2 separate regions of the Homo sapiens genome follow, and region 1 is linked to region 2. A link is an interaction called in ENCODE POLR2A ChIA-PET data of the cell type or tissue named here. Cell type or tissue: PC-3. All regions are shown on one strand. Links, peaks and the distances in the headings refer to the core of each region. The heading gives the core; the rest is flanking DNA.

The links. ChIA-PET counts read pairs that join two places held together with the same protein. Peaks named below come from ENCODE experiments on the same cell type or tissue, not always from the same donor. Only the 100,000 strongest peaks of a DNase experiment are listed, where the experiment ranks them.
Region 1: POLR2A ChIA-PET joins it to region 2 with 5 read pairs; 2 of 35 experiments call an interaction of 5 or more read pairs at or near these places.

The regions. Positions count from the first base shown.
Region 1 is chr11:78,904,905-78,911,961 of GRCh38, forward strand. The region is part of intron 6 of TENM4 (teneurin transmembrane protein 4); the gene reads right to left. Among named protein-coding and RNA genes, the nearest start is that of TENM4-AS1, 180 kb to the right of the region's middle. In PC-3, for the core only: no CTCF peak of the experiment used is centred there; a DNase peak (open chromatin) is centred at 2,907; H3K4me3 peaks cover 1,194 bases; H3K27ac peaks cover 4,259 bases.
Region 2 is chr11:79,053,445-79,060,501 of GRCh38, forward strand. All of the region lies in intron 6 of TENM4 (teneurin transmembrane protein 4), which reads right to left. Among named protein-coding and RNA genes, the nearest start is that of TENM4-AS1, 36 kb to the right of the region's middle. RefSeq lists enhancers at 6,237-6,737, 6,738-7,057. In PC-3, for the core only: a CTCF peak has its summit at 2,917; a DNase peak (open chromatin) is centred at 1,447.

The sequences.
Region 1 (7,057 bases), core at 818-5,817, 150 kb before region 2:
ACAGAAAGCCTAGTCTTTCAAAGCAGATGATATTATGCGGGTGGTGAAGAGGCCAAGAAATTAGATTCTAACCTAGATTCTACCACTTATTAACCACATGGGCATGGACAAGTCATTTAACCTCTTTAAGCCTCAGTTTTCTCATCTGTAAAATAGGGGAAATAGTTTATTTGGGGGATCACAGGGCTACTGTGAGATCAAATGAGGCAATTGGTAGGAAATAAATATTTCTGAAGTATTCTGCTTCCTTTGTTCCTCATGAGAATTCTGTATTTTATAGAGGAGACTAAGAATCAGAAAGAACAGCAATATTCCAAAAGCTGTGCTCTTCCTTGGATAGGGAGAAGGCTTTTTGGAAATCATCAAGCACAGTCAAGTATGAAGCACCATTAGTGTTATGGATTTTTTTAGTGTAAGATGCATCACTCTGCTTTTTGAGTAAATCAACCTTTTATGCCAAAGAGGTACAAAGCCAATCTGGTGGGGAATTCGGGAAAGGGGAGTTAGGGGTGGAAGGGAGAAAGAAACAGGAACCCCTCTAAGTGGATCACTTCCTTATTACAAGCTGCTACTTTCGGCATAAAGCCCACACCTGGCTTATTAATACAAAACCCTCCGGAATCCGATCCATGTCTTCCAGCCTCTTCTCCCATCAGCTCCATCATGCATCCTCCACTCCAGCCACATTTTTCCTCCGAGGCCAGGAGATGTACTGAGACCATCTGAATGGCCAAAACCTCAACTCCCACAAGGAGGGTCCCCAGGAAGGTGACAGAATGTGAATGGTACTCCCTGAAGATATGCAGTTCTGTAGTGCTGGACCAGAAGGGAACTAGCAAGGATGTTCCTTGCTGGGAAGGGAGAGAACCTGGCAGGCGAATACAACTTGTCCAGGCAGAGTGGTGTCCCACTCAGAGAACAGGGAGTATTGGACGAGAAAGAAGGTGAGAATGTGCAGGGTCATTTGTTTTGTCCAGCTGTCCTCAGGTGGCACTTCGGTGGAGACAGACAGAGCCTGGGACAGAAGCCAGCAGCAGAAGCAGCCTCTTGGGCTGACTGAATGTTCTTCCCAGCCTTGGCCTTTCAGGCTGCTGGCAGTAGTTCACCAGAGCAGTGGGAGGCAGTGGCTGAACCACTACTGTCCAATGGTTATCAAGAGGCCAGCAGAGAAGTGTGACCCAGTCCTTGCTCCTGCTCTGGTCCTAGGAGTCAACCTCATGGCATTTTACTTAATTGATATAGTTTCTGCTATGTATTGGAGCATCTGTAATGTGTGCTTTCAAACCCTTAACGTTTCTAATGCTCACAACAACCCTTCGGGGGCAGTATTTGTATTCCCATTTTACAGATGAGGACGCTGAGGCTTACAAAACTAGTCAGTTCTCATAAACACAAAAGCCAAATTCAGTCTACCAAACCATGGTGCCTTTGCATAAAACTTAAACACCTCCTGGAATGTCTGTCCATGGCTAAATGCAGGAAAAAGGTCCTCAGTGAAGACAGTAGCATCTGATGTCTGAGGCAGGCAAGCCTACAGACATTTGCTTTGTGACTAATGGGGACACCAGGCTCTGGCTTGATAAATGTTCAGGAGAACTGTCAAAAGTCCTGCAATGATGAAATTTTAAGTAAGATCACTGGTCCAGGTCTAAAAACTAACTTCTAAAAGGAAATTCTCCTATGGGGACAAGGAATGTTTTCTATGGGGACAAGGAATGTTCTGGGCCAAATCCTTTCTATCTTTTGAGCTCTCAGCTCAACTGCCTCCCCGTCCAGAAAGACTTCCTTGATCTGTCCTTTTCCTCTTGAATGCTGACAGCAGGCAACCCAGACCTCTCATTTTCATTTCCTCCCCAAGAGCATGCATACTGATGTCCACATGTTGCCTCCTCTGGGAGGTGTGAAAGTCCCTATCTTCTCTTCTCTGTGCTGGGTGAACACAGAGCCTAGAACTGAGCAGATGCTCAATTAAGTTTATTGAATGAATAGCCATGTGAATGGCCTGAGCTGTCAGTGCAAGCAAGTGAGGTTCATGTGGGGCAATTTGTGTGCAAAAAATCATAGTAGACCACTCTGGGCCTGCTAGACCATGGGTCTATGCAGGCCTTCACTTATTTGCCTGGAGCCAGAGTTGCAGAGGCTTGAGCTAGGCCCTTTATTTCCCTTCCCTCACCCTTTCTAGCTTGAGAATGTTAAGAAAGGGGACCTTGATGTTTCCTGGGTTCCCAAAGGAAAAGCTCTGTATTTGGGAGCTCAGCAATGGAAACCTCACTCACAAACCCCAGAAAGAAACATTAACTTCCCAAAGAGCAAATGTTTCCTCTGGTCTGAATGGACTCCTTTTTTTTTTTTTTTTTTGCTCCTATGGCCAGGAGGGAAGACAGAGGTGAGAGGCTACAGAGGAGACTTCTTTTATCCCCCGACAAATATGCACCCTCGTCTTTGGAGGGAATCTCAGAATCAGTTCACCCATTCAGCATTTATTGAATGCCTATTCTGTGCCAAGTATTGTACACTAGGTATTGGGAATAAAACAGTGAACAAGATAAACATGGCCTAAGAGAGAACTCTCTTATAGTTTCTATTTACTGGCTGGGTGACCTGCAACAACTCACTTCTCTTCGGTCCTTGGTCAGTGTGTGTGTGAAAGGGCACACTTTCCTACTTCACCACTTTCTGGAGGATGAAGAGCCATGGGTACCATCAACTCCTACTAAGCCCTGAGGGAAAGACCCATGTGTCATTTCTTTCCATATCCCCAGCGTCCGCACAGAGCTGTGCCTGATGCATGGTAGGCCCTCAGTAAATATTTACAGAATGTCGGGGAAAGAACAACAACTCAGGTAGTTGGGCTTTTTGCCTGCACAAGCAGTTGCTTCTCTCACGCTACCTGGGAGTACACATTGGTACACTTGCAAAGCTGTGATGGAAATTCCAATTTATACCCTCTTCTTACAGATATAGCTACCAAGTATATCTGTGAATCAAGCCCAAATGTGAGTCATTTTACTGCTATTTGTGCACACCACTGCCAGTAAAGGTCACTTGCTTACCTGAGTTTTGCAAGCCTGGTTTTCCAGGAAGTTTCTTTGCTTCCTACAAGTTCTTAAATATATTTGCAGTTACTAGTGTCCTCCAACACGTTAGGCAGTTTTCATTTTAGATGCACAGAAATCCTGAACACCGAAACCTCCTGGCTGCACCTCCCTGAACCAAGATCATAGTGAGGCTCCTTTACAATGCTGGGCAGAGCCGTATGTAAGAGAAAGAGACTCGGCTTTGGTGTCAGAGAGCCCTGAGTTCAAGTTTTGGCTCTGCCACTTAGAAGCTGTGTGACTGTCATCAAGTCACTTACTTTCTCTGGAGCTTTAGTTTTCTTATCACTAAATGGAAATAACGCCCACCTTATAGGATTGTTATGAGAATTAAAAGAGATAATGTATGTGAGTACTTAGCACCATGCTTGGAATATAGGAATTCTGAAAAATGGTAACTATTAATTCCACAATTACAATAAAGTCATGTTGAATGAATAAATCGCAAAGCCCTGAATCATCACCATGGTGATCACTCTTCAGCGTTTACAACAGGGGTTCCAAAGCAAAAAACCTTGAGAGAAAAAGAGCAGAACATATCTAACAGAAGTGTGATACTATTTTATTACACTGAATCCCACTCTGGACAACCTGCTGGCTCCTAGGAGCTCTAGTCGCAGGAGGGTGCCTGTAGCTGAACTTGCAGTTCAGAAACTGATGAGAATGGCTGTAGCCCTGACACTCAGAATAAAACCAGACACATGGGCTCACCATGTATTCAAAGATGAAAGCTCCTTTCTGCATTAGACTAGCATCTCAGAGCAAACCAGGCAGGGGCTGCTACCCAAATCCATACCTCTCTGCCCTGGGTTGAAGGTGTGCCATAAGGAGAAGGCCCTAGTGTTAATCAGCCAGGAATATTAAACAGCCCCTTGTTGTATGCAGGGACTTGATGGATTAAAAGATGGGGATAAGCCTCATCCTTGACAAGTAGTCAGTGGTTGGGAGGACAGCTGGCAAAGATACAAGAGCAGAGCTCGGGGATCTCACAGACCTAGACCTTAATTCTGTCTCCTACTGGCTACATTCACCTCTATGAGCCTCTAGTCATTCATCTATAAAATGTATATATAATAGTAATGGCAATAAAAGGAAGAGAAAGAATATGGACTACCGTAGGTTGAATACATAGAGATTGAGAAATAAAACAAATATGGTCCTTGACTTTGAGATGCTCATAGTCTAGTAAAGAAAATGGATATACAAACAGATATATACTACACAAACTGGTGATGATAAAATTACACATCAGCATCATCATCGCATACATTAGTTAACATTTACTGAGTATTTACTACTTGCCGGATACTTTCTAAGTACTTTGATTATTTAATCCTTATAACAGCTCTGTAAAGAAGGTACTGTTATTACTCCCAGTTTTGTAAATGAGGAAACTGACACATAAAGGCTAAGCAATTTGCCCAGGATTTCGAAACCTTTAATTGGTGGAGCCAGAATTTGAACTCAGGCAGTCTGCCTCCATAGACCCTACTGTTAAACATTCTTTTTTGTGTGCATTCAATGAGTGAATGCAGGTAAGGTGCTTACATCAAGGCCTGCCACATACTGAGCACTTTCCAAGTGTCGACCACAATAATTCTTATCGGCATACGCCACAGCCCCAGGGAGCACCACAGGTATGGAGGGCAGCTGCCAGACTGACTGTCAGGCTCAGGAAAGGTTTCTGAGAAGTGACATGAGACCTATGTCTGAGGGGCATTCTAGGCAGAAGATAATGCATGTGCAAGGGTTCAGAAGCAAGGCCAGCTGGGGACAGTTTTATAACTAGAGTGAAATGGCTATGTGAAAACAGTGGCTGCGGGTGAGGTAGAGACACTGGGGCAGGCCCAGGTGGTCACTTCCTGGAGGTGCCAGGCTAAAGACCTTGGCCTTTATCCAGAGGGTGGGGGGTCACATTAGTATGTGAGGAAGATTTCTGGTGGCCACGTGGAGGATGAACCAGGCCGGGACAGGCTATAAGAACCCCCTAGACTGATGGCAGGGTGCCTCCCTCGTGGAAAGATTCCAGTGGAGTCTACCACTATTCTTTTATAAGATCACATTCATGAGAAAAAGCCATAAACTTCCAGAGCTTTGGCTCAGGCAAGGAACTCAATCATGTCAATAGCCCTGTGATCTAAGGACAGCTCTGGCTCCAAGAAAGGGTGCCAGGCTGAGTGCCCACATCCAGCCCTGCAAATGGCAGACAGGTGCCTGAAGGTCTCCTTGCTACGGAGCTAATGATGACCCAAGCATACACTGCAGTCATTAATTGGGTCCTAAAGATTGTCAGATATGAAAGATGATGGTATTTAGTTATCATAAAACAAAAACTCCAGCTGCCTGAGAATGCCAACAGAAAGAGTTATTTGGCTTCCATTAAAATGCCATCGACTACCACTGACATGGGATGGTGATGTAGCAGTGCTGAGAGCTTAGCTAATGAATCTTGGCCTACACGACCAATTTATGAAGGCCGGAAAGCTCTTTATCAACACAGTCAGCAGTCGGAATCTGATAGCCTGACTTCCAGTCTCAGTTCTGCCTCCTTCAAGCTGTAGAATCTCAAGCACTTTATTTAACCTGAGTTTCAGTTTCTTCACTTGTCAAATGTGTATGAAAGCACCTTGCAAACTGTAAAGTCTTGTGCAAGAGTTAGAGAAAACAATCAGTATTATTGTTACCTGAACCTAGAATGGATCAAAACAATGAAGTCCACAATGTAACCACCAGTCTGAACATGAGGCTAGGGGTCACACTTTTTGTAGTGTTTTCTCTGCCTATTCACTCCTTCTCCGGACAAAATGGTTTCGGTTCATTCTCACTTTAGTCCTATGTCACGGCCAGTGCTCAAGGCTTCTAAACAGTATTTGGCCTGAAATCCCAGATGGACTCACACACAAGGAAGGGCCCACAGAGGACAGCAGACTGTGGGGCTTCCCTGGCTCCCCTTCCAGTATTCTGATGGGGAATAAAAAATAGCACCTTGAGGTCATAATATGGCTATTTCTGCTTCCTCATTCATTTAGTCAGGACAGAACTTTCGGTGAACACTCAGATTATTAAATTGCTTTGCATTTTACAAACAGTGATGAAGGGACAATGTATGAAAAAGCCTCATTGTATGATGCAGTGGTTTTTAAACAGGGGTGTATGGAAATGAGGAAGGGTGTTTTCTGGTTGTCACAATGGCTGGGAAGCACAGCTGGCCTTTGGCAGGAGGTGGCCAGGGAGGCTAGCTGCATGCAATGACTGGGACCAGTGATCCCAGGGGATATGTACTCCAGTTACAGTAGGATGGGTAAACAGCTACTGTAAGACTTTATTCTCTGTTTGCCTCCTCCAGCCCCATCCTTAGTTCCAGACCATTCTCTGCCTTTCTGTGTCCCAGGAGGCTGACTCCTAAGGACTGCATCACCTGGGCTCCCTTGCCCACTGGCTTCTGGATAGGTTTGGCTAATGGTGAGCACAGCAGGACACTGAAAGGTAGGAAGAGAGAGAGGCTGGAGTAACCTTCTTGCTATTGTTTGGATGTGTACCCCAAATGTCATGTGTTGGAAACATAATATCCAATTCATATATTGATGGCATTTGGAGGTGGGGCCTTTGGAAAGTGATTATGGTGAGACAAAACCATCAGGGTGGGGCCCCAGTAGTGGGTCTGGTGGCTTTATAAGAAGAAGAGAGACCTGGTCTGACGCACTCTTGCCCTCTCACCATGTGATGTCTTCTGCAAAGTTATGACATGCTAAGAAGGCCCTCACCAGATGTGGCCCCCTGGACTTTGGATTTCCTAGCTTCCAAATGTAAGAAGGAAATTTCTTTTCTTTAGAAATTACCCAGTCTGCTAGAGCACAGATAATGAACAAGACACTTCTTTTCCCCCAGCCCGTGGCAGCTCAGCTTCCGCTCTGAGTCTCAGGCAGTAGCCACATCCCTCCAGGATACAACAATTTACACAT
Region 2 (7,057 bases), core at 793-5,792:
GGACAAAGGCTGAACCCTTGAGCCAGCAATTCAGAACCATCTCCTGCTATGATGCAACCCAGCTCTCCTCTCTGGCCTCATCTTTTCTTAATCTCACAGGCTTTAGCCATAATAGATCTTTGCTGTTTCCTAAATAGTCTCCACCAGCCAGAAGTCAGACCCATGTTCTCTGTCTGCAGTCCAATGCCCCTTTTCCTGATTGCTGCTGCTTCCCACCATCAGAGGAAGCCAGGCTTGTCACTTTGGGGAGAGTTTTGGGAAGGTCTGGTCATCCCTAAGGGCTCTTCCTGAAAGAGATATTTTGTGGGGTATGGGTAATTGCTGCCTCCTGGGCTTCATGTATCAAACCCATATAAACTCCTGGAGTCCCTCTTCATCCTTTGCTTCCTATGCTCCCTTCCAGACTGAAGTCAAAGGAAAGCAACCAATTACTATACAGTGCTCTGTCCATCTGCCTGGGTTGATTAGTGTGAAATTAAATTTGTGGTAAGGATCTATGGGTTGGAAGAAGCCAGATTTCTCTTGACATGCTAGTTTCATGTTGTGCCCATTGCTATCTGCTCTGGGTTCCTCTCCAGTTGCCTTTGTGCTCAGTGGAGAGATCCAGGTGGGTGCGTGAACCCAGCTTATGCCTCATCTAGCCCCTGTATCTTCCTAAGTCAGCTCTCCCTGTTCGGGGATGCTTTTCCTGCTGTCCCCACAGCCCATAGTTACTCTACGGCTTATTAATCATCCCAATGACCATTTACATAGGAGGGAACTGGGAGAGGAGAGAGGAGAGATGTACAGGTTCTACAAATTAGGGATTCCAGCTTTATCACTGTACAAGCTGTGTGACCTTGATTAAGCCTCTGATCCCGGAGTCAATCTTCTTTCAGCTGAATCATGAGCCCCTGCCCAGATACTTAGTCATTCTCAGAAAGGGGATCCTAGAAATACTAGGCCAACAGTTTTTGACCAAGACTTTTACATCATGAATCATGGAGTTTTTGAGCTAAGGGGTCCTTGAAGGAAGGGAATTAACATTCACAAGGTCCAGGCATATTCCAGGTACCATCTTTTTTTTTTTTTTGAGACAGGGTCTTGTTCTGCTGCCCAGGCTAGAGTTCAGTGGTGTAATCATAGCTCACTGCAGCCTCGATCACCCAGGCCCCTACCTCAGTCTTCTGAGTATCTGGGATTTCAGAAGCACACCATCATCCTTGGCTATTTTTTGTTGTTGTTATTTTTAGTTCAAGCGATCCTCCCGCCTTGGCCTCCCAAAGTGCTGAGATTACAGGCATGAGTCATGGTGCTTGGCCCCCAGTTACCATCTTTTAAGCTTGTTTTTACTAAAACCTATAATAATAAATATATTTTACATGACAGTTGACTGCATGTATTGTGTGTAAAGTGTAACTGACTGGCTGGGTGCAGTGACTCATGCCTCTAACACCAGCACTTTGGGAGGCTGAGGTGGGTGGATCATCTGAGGTCAGGAGTTCAAGACCAGCCTGGCCAATCTGGTGAAAGCTCATCTCTACTAAACAAACAATTAGCCAGGCGTGGTGGCAGAACCTGTAATCCCAGGTACTTGGGAGGCTGAGGCAGGAGAATTGCTTGAACCCAGGATGCAGAGGTTGCAGTGAGCCAAGATCGCGCCACTGCACTCCAGCCTGGAAAACAAGAGTGAAACTCCATCTCAAAAAAAAAAAAAACCTGTAACTGGAATAAAAAGTTTACAAAATAATACTTATCTTCTATGTGCCATACACTTTATTCTGCTTCTCTCTATTCTATCTATTATATTATTATTATTACTAATTTATTTATTTTGAGATGCAGTCTCACTCTGTTGTCTAGGCTGGTGTGCGGTGGCATGATCTTGGCTCACAGCAACTTCTGCCTTCCAGATTCAAGTGATCCTCCCACCTCAGCTTCCTGAGTAGCTGGGACTACAGGCACACACCACCACACCCAGCTAATTTTTGTATTTTTAGTAGAGTAGGGGTTTCACCATGTTGGCCAGGCTGGTCTTGAACTCCTGACCTCAAGTGATCTGCCTGTCTCGGCCTCCCAAAGTGCTGGGATTATGGGCGTGAGCCACTGTGCCCAGACTATTTATTATTATTTTAAATGATGTTGCTGAGCTATAAAATTTATTTCATGATTGGTTGACCCATAGTTTTGAAAACACTGTCCTGCTCTTTCACATGCATGATCACCTTCCATCCTTATTACAACTTTAGGAGGTAGACAGTTATTCATTCCCAGGTTGCAGATGAAGAAACTGAGTTTCTCCGTTTCTTCATCTCAGTGAGATCTAGTAATTCGCACAAAGTCACTCAATTCCTAAGTAGCTGAGTTGGGATTCCAAGTTTGACTCCAAAGCCTATCCTCCTTCCAAGTTATCTCACTGTCTGAGATTCCACTGACCTTTTTCGGCTGATGGGGAAACTATGATAATGCTCAGAGAGAAGTGACTAGGTCAAAGTCACACTAGGACTAGTGACACAGCCTAAAATTGAAACCAGATTCATCCCTGGACTCCACACATCTGGCACTGGAACTAGGCTCCCATAGGCAGGAAGCTCCTTTCCCAATGTTGGTTATACTCTTTCTTCCTTGAAGTCATCCTGGGTCAGATGAAGTTCAAGCAGCCTCAGAAACCACTCTTCTTGGACAAAGCTGAGCTTACTGACAGGGAAAAATGCTTCTGAAACATCTTTCGGTAGGAAGTTTGTCATCATGCATGTTGTTGCCTCCACTGGAATTGAAAATCGTGTTGTCTCAAATTAAAAACAAAACTCTCATTTGCTGTACCTCTCTGCACACTCAGCAGGTCTCAACCCAGTTTCGGGAATGCAATCTGTCTTAATTTACCATGGCTCTGAGCCTTCCTTTTCCTCCCTTTCCCTTTCAGAAGCAAGGTGCTGTTGTGTTAGTATGTGCTGCCACCAGGGAGAGTCACAGAGCTTGCCAGCAGGAAGCGGTTATGGGGTGCATTTAATCTGGGCCAGGACTTCTTAAAGGGACTCCTAAGAACAACAAAGCTAGTAGCCGTCAGTGTTGGCTCCCAGATCACAGGCAATTCCAGCCAATTTCGTGCTATGCGGAGGAGGCCCCAGGTCAAACTTCACTAAGGCAGCTTGAGGCAACCAAGCAGAAGGAAAGGCTAAAATTATGGCTTAAAGGGAAGCTGAGATTGTATCAAAAAATGATGGTTCCAAGAGTCTCATGTGGAAGATAAGGCAAGGCTGGGTGAGGGAGTCAGGCACCAAGGTCAGAAACCAAGATGATCTGCAGCAGGATGGAGCGTGGTGGGAGGAGTGGGCAAGGGATATGGCTCATCACCAAAGCTGTGGACTAAGAACAAGAAAGCACAGGGTATGGCATGGGACAGGCCATGGCTAAAGGACCCGGAACTGGGCCAAGGTAGCTGTGAGGCTGGGAGAAGGATCAGGGGCAAGCCCCCCGTCCTTACAGTACTGGCAAGCCATTTTGGTCACAGAATTTAAGAGTCTTGAAGTCATCCTCAATGCTAACAAGATGGTGGGGAGGAGCAGGGAAGAGAAAGTTCTATCCCCATCCACAGGTACAGGTACTACCCTCACTGCCACACCTCAGTGAACTACAACCCTTGCCCATTCCTCACCTATGGCTCACTCTGACCTGAGCACCTGTTGTCTCTCTCCTGGATGACTGCAATAGCTGCCTACTTCAGCCTTTGCCTGTTAGTCTACTCTCAACACAGCTTCCAGAATCATCCTGTTCAAGTATTAGTCAGACCTCATCACTTCTCCACTCAGAACCCTCCGTGGCTCCCCTGCACTGGCCTGCACACACCCCTACTCCCTCCCCTCTTTGGCCTCCTCTACCATCTAGCCACTCTGGCCTCCTTGCTGCTTTTCAAACTAGCCACACACACACTCCTGCCTTAAGGCCCTAGCACCTGCCCTTCCCTCTCCCAAGATTGTTTTACTTCCAGACATCCTCACAGCCTGCTCCCTCACCTACCGCAAGGCTATGTTCAAATGTCACCTTCTCTGTGAAGCCTTCTCTGGCTACCATCTTTACAACTGCACCTCCCCATGACACTGCCCAGACTCACCCTGGGGACTTACTGTCCCCCTTTCCATAACAACTATTATAGAGAAACATCCTATGTTATTTATTTTTTACCTTGTTCATCATCAATTTTCCCACTAGAATGTATCTCCATGAGAGGGGGCAGTTTTGTCTGCTTTGGTCATTGCTGGAACCCCAGTATTTAAAACAGTGCCTGGTACATAGTAGGTGCTCAACAAATAGTTGTGGAATGACAGACAATCCAGCTAACTTGCAAACCTTACCTCCTAGTACACTCTGCCACCCTATTCCCAGTTGCACGCGCTTATGTCCTAGCCTCATATGACAAACCTTCTCTTGGTTTACCCCCAAGCTTTGCCCACATAGAATGTCCCCTCTTACCCCTCTTTGCCTGTTACAGTCCTTTCCAGCCCTCAAAACCTAGGGGCCAGCACTTCTTCCATAAAGCTTTCTCAGATACCTTCTGATGGGATATTTCTCTTAATCCTCTAAAACATGTACTTCAAATGTCATTTTTCTAGCATGTCATAATTTGAGAGTGGCCCAGTATGATCTCTGGGTCCTGATCATTTCTAATAGGTTATGGGTTCAATTTCTTTTCTGGAAGTTTCTAATATTGACAAAGAAGTTTATATTCTGGATATAGCTAGAAGCATCTCTAGCATCTATATTTTTTGGGTTGAGCTAACATGAACGTGTCTCTATAAAACAAAAAAGACTGTAGAACACGGTGGTCAAGAAGGATAATGGGCCAGGTGCGGTGGCTCACGCCTGTAATCCCAGCACTTTGGGAGGCTGAGACGGGCAGATCATAAGGTCAGGAGATCGAGACCATCCTGGCTAACACAGTGAAACCCTGTCTCTACTAAAAATACAAAAAAAATTAGCCAGGTGTGGTGGTGGGCGCCTGTAGTCCCAGCTACTGGGGAGGCTGAGGCAGGAGAATGGCATGAACCCTGGAGGCGGAGTTGCAGTGAGCTGAGATCGTGCCACTGCACTCCAGCCTGGACGACAGAGTGAGACTCCATCTCAAAAAAAAAAAAACAAAAAAAAGGATAATGGACACTGTAGTAGGATGGATCTGGATTCACACCCTGGCTCTGACATTTACTAGCTATGCACCCTTCAATGAGATAACCTAACTGCTCCAAATCTCTGTGTCCTTGGCTAGAAAATGAGGGAAGGTTAAGAGTTGGTGGGCTTGTTGTCTCCAAGGTTCTTTCTAGCTCACAGATTCCGAGAGGCTCAGAGGCTCTGGCTCTACCAGGCTCTCCTCAGTCCTCTTGGGAGCCTGGGGGCAAGCAGCAGAGTAATCAAATGTGGGGCCCAATCCCTACCCTAGTGGATGGGACCTAACTTCCCATTCTAGAAGATGGTGTCCCATTGTACAATGAGTTGGGTTGCTGCAGTATTTTGACCACTTTGGGACTTAATGATAGATATTCTTATAGATTTTTAAAACCAAGTCTCTTGGGTATGGGGCCAAGGAGAGCAGAGGATAAATGGAGTTAATTGGTAATGAGTTCCTTTCTCACTGTGCTTTGGAGATGCTCACCTAATCTACTGACTCTGAATGAGCAATTTGGCTGCCTAATTAGGTTAACCAATAATTTCCCTTTTGACACCAGGCTGCTTGACAATTTGGGGCAGGGGTAACTGTGATTCTGTTTCATTGTTTCCTTTCAAAGTAGGTTTCTTAATTTGCCTCTGGGATTAAATCATGTACATTCTTACTGTTCCCCAGACCCATCATGCTTCTGCGTGCCTCCAAGCCTTGGGTCATGCAATTGTCTCTATTGGGAATGCCTCTCTCAGATCCCTCACACTCAGTGAAATCCTACTAGGCTTTCAAGCCCCATGCATAACATGAGTGGAATGAAGGAATGAGCCTCTGCACCCTCAGGGCAAAATGAACTGCTCCTTTATTGTCATCATCCAGCTTCTTAAAAAATTAATATTAATAGCTCCCGTGAATTAAGGCCCAACACAGACCTGACGCTTCACAAATGCTGTAGTACAGGCTCACGGCAACACTTCAAGGAAGGAAGATGGCATGCTGTTTTTGTAATTTTTTATCATGTGAAAAATACATAACAGTTAATCTTTTTAATCATTTTGAGGAATAGAGCTCAGTGGCATTAGTGTAGTCACATGGTTGTGCATCCATTACTCTTATCTCTGAACTTTTTCATTATCCCAAACTGAAAATCTGTACCCATTAAACAATAACTCCCCAACAGCCTCTTCTTAGTTCCTGCTAACCACTGATGTGCTCTTTTTAAAATGACAAAACTGTGGCTCCAAGAGGTGAAATGCCTTGCCCAAGATCTCAGAGCTTAGACTGGGGCAACCAGGACTTGAGGCCAGGTCTCCACATTGGACTCTGAAACTAGCATTCTTTTTCCACTCTGCAACACTGCCTGCTGCACCTCTATTAAAGAGCTGCAAGGTGGTCACAGCCCTGCCTCCCTCACCGGTCATCTAGAGTCCACATCCTAGAATCATGCTGCACACTGAAGGAGCTCAGCATAGCTGTGGGACAAATTACAGAATGAACCCACAAAAGACACTGTGTCAGCTTGACCCAGTGCTTGGGAGCGAAGCTTGAATTGCAACCTCTGCTTTCTAAAAAACATCTATTGCATGCCGACTGTTCCTGACAGGCCAGCTTCTCACTGCCTCCCGACCCCCAGCCTGTTGGCCTCTCACGGCAGGGGAGGAGAGGCCTGAGGGCTGGCTCTGCCTGAAGGCCCCGAGTAGGAAGATTTGTGTTTACATTACCCAGTCAATTCTGTATTTATTTTAGATATTAAGCAGTGACATAAAAGCTGCTGACATTAACCTTCAGGGGCAGAAATTGTCTTTAATGGACCCCATAAAAGTTATTATTGATGGCAGCTGCATGCAGCATCAGTGTGACCTCTGCAAAAGCCTCTACCGCTATCAATACTGTTGACAATTACTATTGACTAATGCAAGGCAGGGTGTG